Regions from separate parts of the Homo sapiens genome. Here region 1 is linked to region 2. The links are chromatin loops, found by intact Hi-C in ENCODE. Cell type or tissue: dorsolateral prefrontal cortex. All regions are shown on one strand. Links, peaks and the distances in the headings refer to the core of each region. The heading gives the core; the rest is flanking DNA. Region 1 has its middle 340 kb from the start of DMAC1. Region 2 has its middle 400 kb from the start of DMAC1.

Region 1 (4,399 bases), core at 311-4,310, 60 kb before region 2:
CTCACAATGGTGGCTGTTTAATTGTTCCTCCCTCTTTCTAAAAGAGTCATTTCCTCTCAAAGCAGCAGATTTCATATTGTTGAGAAAAGTAGAGGAAGAAACAGCATCTTGCAACCACAACCAGGTTAAATATGAGCATTAATCTGGTCATATTAAGAGCTCAGAGACAAAAGGAAGAGGAACAGGGACAGTGTGAAGATGGCGTTAGGCATGTGGGGAGCTACCGATGGGCTTGCACCCCTACTCCCACCATCCAGAAAATAGCAAACTCAAAAGATGCAGAAAGTTTGCTTGTAAAGCATGAAGTCCTCCCGATAAAGAAAGCTGAGGCAGGCCAGATAACTGGTTAAGGACACTGCAAGGTAGAAGGGCTAATCAATTTGTTAGAAACATAGATGTAATATATTAACATCAGAAACTCAAGCAATCAGCTTTTGGAAAGCTCTCCAGTATAGCAGGGATGCCCCAAACCCACTGGCCTTCGTAAAGCTGAAAAGTCAAATTCTACACCCACACACTGGCAAGTATTTCCCTTTAAGTCAACGTTTTGAGCTTTAACAGCTGAAACCAAGTCTTTTAAAAAATACAATAAAAGCTGGAGCTATAAAGACTGTGGAAACTTACTTAACAGCATGAGCTAAAGATAACCAGGAATTTGCCACTGGGAACTATTTAATGCTTTTGATGGAGCTGCGGCATATAGGGCCTAAGGTAATTGATGTACAGAAAGAACAAGCTAATAAATACTAGTTCTAGAATTTCTATGATTTAAGGGGGATGGGAGTGTTAAGTTGATGGATAAGTCCCACAATGCTTTTCTTTTATAAGGTCTGCTAAGCCTAGTTGGCAATCATATTTCACATCCATTCATAAGGTCTCAATAGAAGAATAAAAAACAAGTGTCATGTGTCTGGACAATCACCAAAAAAAAAAAAAAAAGAATCGAGGTTGTGTATACATGCTCAGCATTTTAAAATGTGCTAAAATCTTACTTCTGGTGAAGCCATTTAGTATGGTTTTTCTGGGCTGTTTCTAACCTGCAGCTTTAACATAGCCTTTAATAAATCCTAACTGATAGAAACTGAACAATAGCAAGAAGGGCCATGGGCGGGAATAGGGAGCTAAGAATGAAAGTTACTAATCTCTTTGGAACTTGTTTTTTTCTTATTTTGTTTTCAGTTTTTTTGAATTTTGGGGTTTTTTGTTTGTTTGTTTTTTGAGACGGAGTCTTGCTGTCGCCAGGCTGGAGTGCAGTGGCGTAATCTCAGATCACTGCAACCTCCGCCTCCCAAGTTCAAGTGATTCTCCTGTCTGAGCTTCCCAAGTAGCTGGGTCTACAGGCGCCTGCCCCCATGCTTGGCTAACTTTTTATATTTTTAGTAGAGACGAGATTTCACCATGTTGGTCAGGATGGTCTTGATCTCTTGATCTCGTGATCCATCTGCCTCGGCCTCCCAAAGTGAATTCTGGTTTTTGTCTGAAGTTGTGTTTTGTTTTTCAGTGAGGAGGTTGATTAAGAGATTTGAACTTACTAGAACTCTCCAATCCAAGGCATAAACACACTAACAAAAATACCTCCAATTAGATCAGCACTGTATTGGCTAGCCCTCTGTATAACAAACCGCCCAAAACTCACTGTCTGAAAACAATAACCCTTCATTATTTCTGGTGGTTTTAGAAGCTAGAAAGGCTGTGCTGCTGAGCTGGGCTAGGCTCAGCTGATCTCTGCTGGGTTTGCTCATGTCTGCAGTCAGGTGGCAGGCCAGCCAGAGCCTGGGGGTTCTGGGAGGTCTGTCAAAGGGATGACTTCATTCAACACGATGTTTTGTCTTTCAGTGGACTGTCTCAGGCTGGATCTCATGGTGTGGCAAGTATCAGAGGGAAAGCTAGAACGGAAGGCTCAATGCCTTTTGAAGTATAGACTGAGAACTGGCCCACTATTACTTCTTCCACATTGTATTGATCAAAGCAAGTCATAAGCCTAGTCTGGTTTCCAGGAGGGATGAGGGAAAAGATTCCTCATGGGAGCAGCTGCAAAGTCTTTAATAAGGGATGTGAATATGAGGAAGTGCAGAAAATGTAGGTCAGTTTTGCAATCAGTCTACAAAAAAATGCAATAAAGACATGTAAACCCAATCTATACATTCTTACTTGTATTAGCATCTTTGTAACAAAAAGGACTGGACAATGATACTCTTTTCTAAAACATATTTTGGCGCAGTGGGCAACTGGTGATTGCAGCAGATATCCTGGACTTAGATTGATTTGAATCCTAGCTGTAAAATGTAATATCTGTGTGTCTTATTATTTAATACCTCAGTAGTCTTATCTATAAAATGGGAATGATAATAATACCTTCATTAAAGTATTGATGGGAGCATTAAATAATATATATAAAGCTTTTAGAACAGAGCCTGACACACAGTCATTTGATAAATTTATATTTTATTTTTAGCACTGATAGGAATATATCAACAAATATGCAAATTATAAGAATGTAGAAATTCAGTGGATTTCCAGCTGGACTTGTGATAAGGCTAAGCATCAATAGTTTATAGTAAAATATAGCACCAAGTACATACCTATTATGTAGCCTAGGTTTTAACTATCTCTAAATTATTTCTTTGAAATCTCGCTGAATCCTTTTAACTAGTAAATGAGCAAAGTATATAAATGTTCTGTACTTATTTCACTTTTTGAAAAAAATGGAATTCTGAATTCACTTCAGTGCATTTTAAAGAAAGCCTTTATCAAAGCAATCTATATTGCAGCAGGACTCTCCAGATCGGACCAGAGGGAAATATTCTAAATCAAGTCTTTCATGGAATTAGAAATGTTCCCATTCCTTTTTCCCCCAAACATTATTTCCAATCCTTTCACTCATTACCCAGTAAAGCCATAAAGGAATTGCATCAAAAGTTATGCAATCTCAAATTCATGTATCATAAAAAGAACATATACTACCCATGGGTAGAAAAAGGAGGAAAAGCCAGCCAACTAACCACAGGTCACAGCTGGGGATATGTATCAAGCACCTATTACTTGAAGGAAGAATGGCAGTGCTTCTATTAGAAGAGAAGAAAGGAGAAATCTGGAAAAAGAAGAGTGCCAAGTCACCAGAGAAACCAATTATGTTTCCAAGCAGCCAAAATATATGCATATGTCTGGGTACCCAGAGCTTAAAAGAAATCAGAGAGGGTTGAAAGAAAATCAGGCTTCAGATCTAAAGGAAATCATCTTCTTTGTATATCCTGCCTGAAGTTTTGATTTTTTTAAATTTCAATAGGATTTGCATGAACCGTTTCAATTCATTCTCTTTGCACAGATACAGCACATTTAACAACATGCTGACATTCTAGTGGAAGAGCTGGAATTTGATACATGCCTTTAAGTGTCCTTCATATAATGGAACTTTCTCACAAACTTTGCTTTTGAGTTTCCAGGAGGAAGAAACTAATATTTATTGATCACTTGATATGCAGCAAGAATCTGCCAACCGAAAGCATAACAGGGCTCATTGTGGTCCAGTATACTTCCTTTTCATGGGCCCTGCCTAGCACAGGGAAGTAAACCATTAATTTAAAATAGGTTATCACATATGGTCTGTCACTTAATTCTTACCATGACCCAGTAAGGCATTAACCCTATTTTACAGATGAGAAGACCAATTCAAAGGTCATCTGACTTAGCCAAGACCACAGAGCAAGCATAGTACTGGGGCAAAACCAGGTGTAGTGACTGGTAATTTACAGGAAAAGGTAAATAGCAAGCATGCAAGTCACCTCTGCCATCCCCACCACCTTCTGTCCCCCTCTATGCTACTTCCTAAAGACAACTTTGTTCTATCTCTACGGCATTCATCTCCAGCCACACTAGAGAACTGCTTCAGACAGAAAGATTGACACATTTTTTAACTCAATTACCAAAACATCTCTCTTCCCTCACCTTTCTCACACACACACACACACACACACACACACACCCCTACAATAAAATTCAGGGGTAGGAGGGAAAAGGAGTTTAAATGTTAATAACAGAGATTTGAGCATAAAGGCAACTTGGCTTGCATCTTCTTTGCTTTATCACCCTATGTTTTTCAGAGACCTATTTTAAATTAATGGTTTACTGCCCTGTGCTAGGCAGGGCCCATGAAAAGGAAGCATGCTGGACCATAATGAGCCCTATTAGTCCTTCAATTTCAGGAATAGACCAATTCCAGTGAACTGCCAACAAATAAATGTGAATAACTTGTGGAGTTAAATGGAGAGTAGCCCATGGATTTTAAATTTCCTCTAAGCCACAAGTATCTTGCCAAGTGAGTTTGATGTACTTCTGCCCTTCTAGGAAGTTCTGGTGGTTTAATTCTGATAGTCATGTCTGCACCTCCAGAAATTATGCC
Region 2 (4,399 bases), core at 169-4,168:
TAAATGAGCTAAATGCCACCACTTAAAAGCACAAAGTGGCAACTTAGCAAATAGAATTATTAAAAAAAAAAAGACCCATCCAATACGGGTCTTCAAGAGAACCCTCTCACACGTAGCAACCCCCATAGGCTCAAAGCAAAGGATCAGAGAAGATCACTCAAATGGAATACAAAAAAGAACTGGGGCTTCTATTCTTACATCAGATAAAACGAACTTTAAACCAACAACAGTACCAAAGGACAAAAAAGAACATTACACAACAAGAAGACTTAACTATCCTAAGTATATATACACCCAACATTGGAGAAAATTAATAAAGCAAGTACTTCCAGACCTATGAAAAGGCTGAGACAACTATACAATAATAGTGGGGGGCTTCAACCCCCTACTTATTGTGTTAGGACATTGAGGCAGAAAACTAGCAAAAAATTCTAAATTTTGACACGACCAATTGGACCAAATAGATATTTACAGAATACACCACCCATCAACCACAAAATATACATTATTCTCACCTGCGCACAGAACATACTCCAAGATCAACCTCATTCTTTGCCATAAAGCAAGTCTTAATAATTTTTTTAACAAAAGCAAAATCATAGCAATAATACTCTCAGACCATAGAAGTATAGAAATCAATACCAAGAAGTTATCCCGAAACCCACAATTACATGAATTTAAACAATTTATACCTGAATGACCTTTGGGTAAACAATGAAATTAAAGCAGAAAGCAAAGAAAAAAAATTGAAATAATTGAAAACAGGGACTCTACATAGTGAAATCTCCGGGATGCAAAAAAATCAGTGTTAAGACTAATGCTCACAGTGATAAATGTCTACCTCAAAAAGTTAGAAAGACCTCTTATGAATAATCTATTATCACACCTACAGGAACTAGAAAAAAACAGAACAAACCAGCTCCAAAGCTAGCAGAAGATAATAACTAAAATCGCAGCAGCACTAAACAAAATGAGACCCCAAAATCCATACAAAGAACTGACAAAACCAAAAGTTGATTATTTGAAATGATAAACAAGGTATATAGACTGTTAGCTAGATTAACAACAACAACAAAAAGAAGACCCAAATAACTACAATGAGAAATGTTGGAGACATTACAATTGATCCCACAGAAATACAAAAGATCCTCGGAAACTATTGTAAATGCTTCCATTGACACAAACTAGAAAATCCAAAGGGAATGGATAAATTCCTGAAAACACACCATCTCCCATGATTGAATCAGGAAGAAATTGAAGCCTTGAACAGACCAATATTGAGTTCTGAAATTGAATCAGTAACAGAAAACTGCCAGCCACAAAAAGCCCCAGTCCAGATAGATTTACAGCTGAATTTTACCAGATATACAAAAAGGAACTTGTACCAATTCTGAAACAATTTCAAAAAATGAAAGAGAGGAGCTCCTCACTAACTCATTCTACTAAGCCAGCATCACCCTGCCAATAAAACCTAGAAAAGACACACAAAAAAAGGAAAACTACAAGCCAATATCCTTGGTGAAGATAGATGCAAAAAGTCTGAACAAAACATTAGCAAACCAAACAAGCAGCAGCACATCAAAAAGTTAATCCATCACAATCAAGCAAGCTCCATTCTTGAGATCCAAGGTTGGTTCAACATACGCAAATCAATAAATGTGATTCACCACATAAACAGAATTAAGAACAAAATCATATAATTATGCCAATAGACAGAGAAAAGGGTTTCAATAAAATTCAACATCCCTTCAGAATAAAAAGCTCAACCAACTAGGCATCAGAGGAAAATTCTCTACAATATTAAAAGCTATCTATGACAAACCCACAGTTAACATCATACTGAATGGGGCAAAGCTGGAATGATTCCCCATGAGAACTGCAATAAGACAAGAATGTTCACTCTCACCACTCCTATTCAACATGGTACTGGAAGTCCTAGTCAAAGCAATTGGGGAATAAAAAGAAATAAAATACATCTAAATAAGAAAAGAAAAAGTCGAACTATCTCTCTTAACTGATGATATGATTCCATACCTAGAAAACCCATTTAGAAAATCCACCAAAATGATCCTGGAACTGATAAATGACTTTAGTAAAGTTTCAGGATATAAAATCAATATACAAAAATAACTAGTATTTCTATACACCAATAATATTCAAGATAAGAATAAAGTTTAAAATGCAGTCCCATTTACAATAGCCAAAAATGTATGTAATGTCTAGGAATACAACCAACCAAGGAGATGAAAGATCTCTACAAGGAGAGATCTGCTGGAAAAAATCATGGATGACAAAACAAATGGAAAGACATTCCATGTGTATTGATTGGATAATCAACATTGATAAAATTATCATACCACCCAAATCATTCTATAGATTCCTATCAAACTACCAATGTCATTTTTCACAGAGCTAGAAAAAACTATTCTAAAATTCATATGGAACAAAAATAGACAAATAGCCAAAGCAACCCTAAGCAAAAAGGACAAAGCTGGAAACATCACGTTACCCGACTTCAAACTATACTCTAATACTATAGTAACCAAAAGAGCATGATACTGGTACAAAAACAGACACATAGAAAAATGGAACAGAATAGAAAACTGAGAAATAAAGTCACACACCTACATCTATCTGATCTTCCACAAGTCAACAAAAATGAGCAATGGGGAAAGAACCCTCTATTCAATAAATGCTGCAGAGGAATGAAACTGGATCCTTACTCTTAACCATATACAAGAATTAACTCAAAGTAGATTAAAGATTTAAATTTAAGACTTCAAACTATAGGAATCCTAGAAGAAAACATAGGCAGGAACACAATTCTGGACACTGGTCTTAGGAAAGAATTCATAACCAAGTTCTCAAAAAAAAAACTGCAACAAAAATAAATATTGACCAGTAGGACTTAAACTAAAGAACTTCTGCACGGCAAAAGAAACTGTTAGCAAAGTAAATAGATAACCTACAGAATGGTATAAAATATTCATAAACTATGCATCAAACAAAAGTCTGATATCCAGAGTATCTAAGGAGCTTAAACAATTGAACAAGCAAAAAACAAATAATCCTATTAAAAAGTGAGCAAAAGACATGAGAAAACTCATCTCAAAAGAGGATATACAAGGGGCCAACAAACAGGAAAAAATGCTCAACATCACTAATCATCTGAGAATGCAAATCAAAACACACTGAGATACCATCTCACACCAGTCAGAAGGGCTATTATTAAAAACTCAAAAATCAACAGATGTTGGTGAGGCTGTGCAGAAAAGGGAATGCTTATGGCTGTCGATGGGAATGTAAATTAGTTCAACCACTGTGGAAAGCAGTTTGGAGATTTCTCAAAGAACTTAAAACTACCATTCAACACAGCAATCTCATTACTAGGTATATATCCAACAGAAAATAAGTTTTTCGACGAAAAAGACACATACACTTATGTCTTCACTGTAGCACTATTCACAATAGCAAAGACATGGAATCAACCTGGATGCCCATCAATGGTAGTATGCATATACCATGGAATACTATGCAGTCATAAAAAAAAACAAAATCATGTCCTCTGCAGCCACATGGAGTGGCTGGAGGCCATTATCCTAAGTGAATTAATACAGGAATAGAGAGCCAAATACTGCATATTTTTACTCAAAAATAGGAGGTAAATATTGGGCACTCATGGACATAAGAACAGCAGCAATAGACACTGGGAACCCTATTGGTGGAAGTAGGAGAAGGGGGCAAGGATTGAAAAACTATTGGATACTATGTTACTACCTGGGTGATGGGATAAATTGTACCCCAAACCCCAGTATCACGCAATATACCCATGTAGCAAACCTGCCCATGTACTCCAGAATCTAAAATAAAATTTGGAATTTAATAATAATAACAATAATAAAATATTAACCTCTCCTCCCCACCAAAAAAGAAAAGTGGATCTCTAGGTAGCTTCCCTTTGAGTCAAGTGGGTTAGAGTCACAAAATCACCAGATATCTAGGCATCAGCTTCCCTGGGCTGCAGACTAGCCCAAACACTCACAATGTAGTACCTGCCCTCATGAATCCTATTCCCTAGAGAAAAAGTCAGACTTTAAACACTTTATTACTGTAGACACAGTGCAATGGAAGTGGGAAGGAGAAAACAGCTATGTTTAGTGGAATGAGATGAGATGAGGAAGAGGAAGAGATTTACAGGGGAAGCAATAAGTAAAGTTTCTGAGCATGCAACATTCACTAGAAAGATAAGCAGAAGGCAGGATTCATGGCACAGACCACACCACAATAGAGGTAAGGTGGGATGAAGTGTGAGCCTCCATGCTTAGAAACCAAGTGACTGCAGCTTGGTAAGCAGGTGGGGAAAGAGTGACAATTGAGGCTGGACAGGAACCAGATCACA

The links. A loop is a pair of places that touch in the nucleus more often than their neighbours do. Peaks named below come from ENCODE experiments on the same cell type or tissue, not always from the same donor. Only the 100,000 strongest peaks of a DNase experiment are listed, where the experiment ranks them.
Region 1: it touches region 2 in a loop (4-fold over the local background); 3 of 110 quality-filtered maps call a loop at or near these places.

What each region holds. Positions count from the first base shown.
Region 1 is chr9:8,133,068-8,137,466 of GRCh38, forward strand. No RefSeq gene overlaps it. Among named protein-coding and RNA genes, the nearest start is that of DMAC1, 340 kb to the left of the region's middle. In dorsolateral prefrontal cortex, for the core only: no CTCF peak of the experiment used is centred there; no DNase peak of the experiment used is centred there; H3K27ac peaks cover 959 bases.
Region 2 is chr9:8,192,823-8,197,221 of GRCh38, forward strand. No RefSeq gene overlaps it. Among named protein-coding and RNA genes, the nearest start is that of DMAC1, 400 kb to the left of the region's middle. In dorsolateral prefrontal cortex, for the core only: no CTCF peak of the experiment used is centred there; no DNase peak of the experiment used is centred there.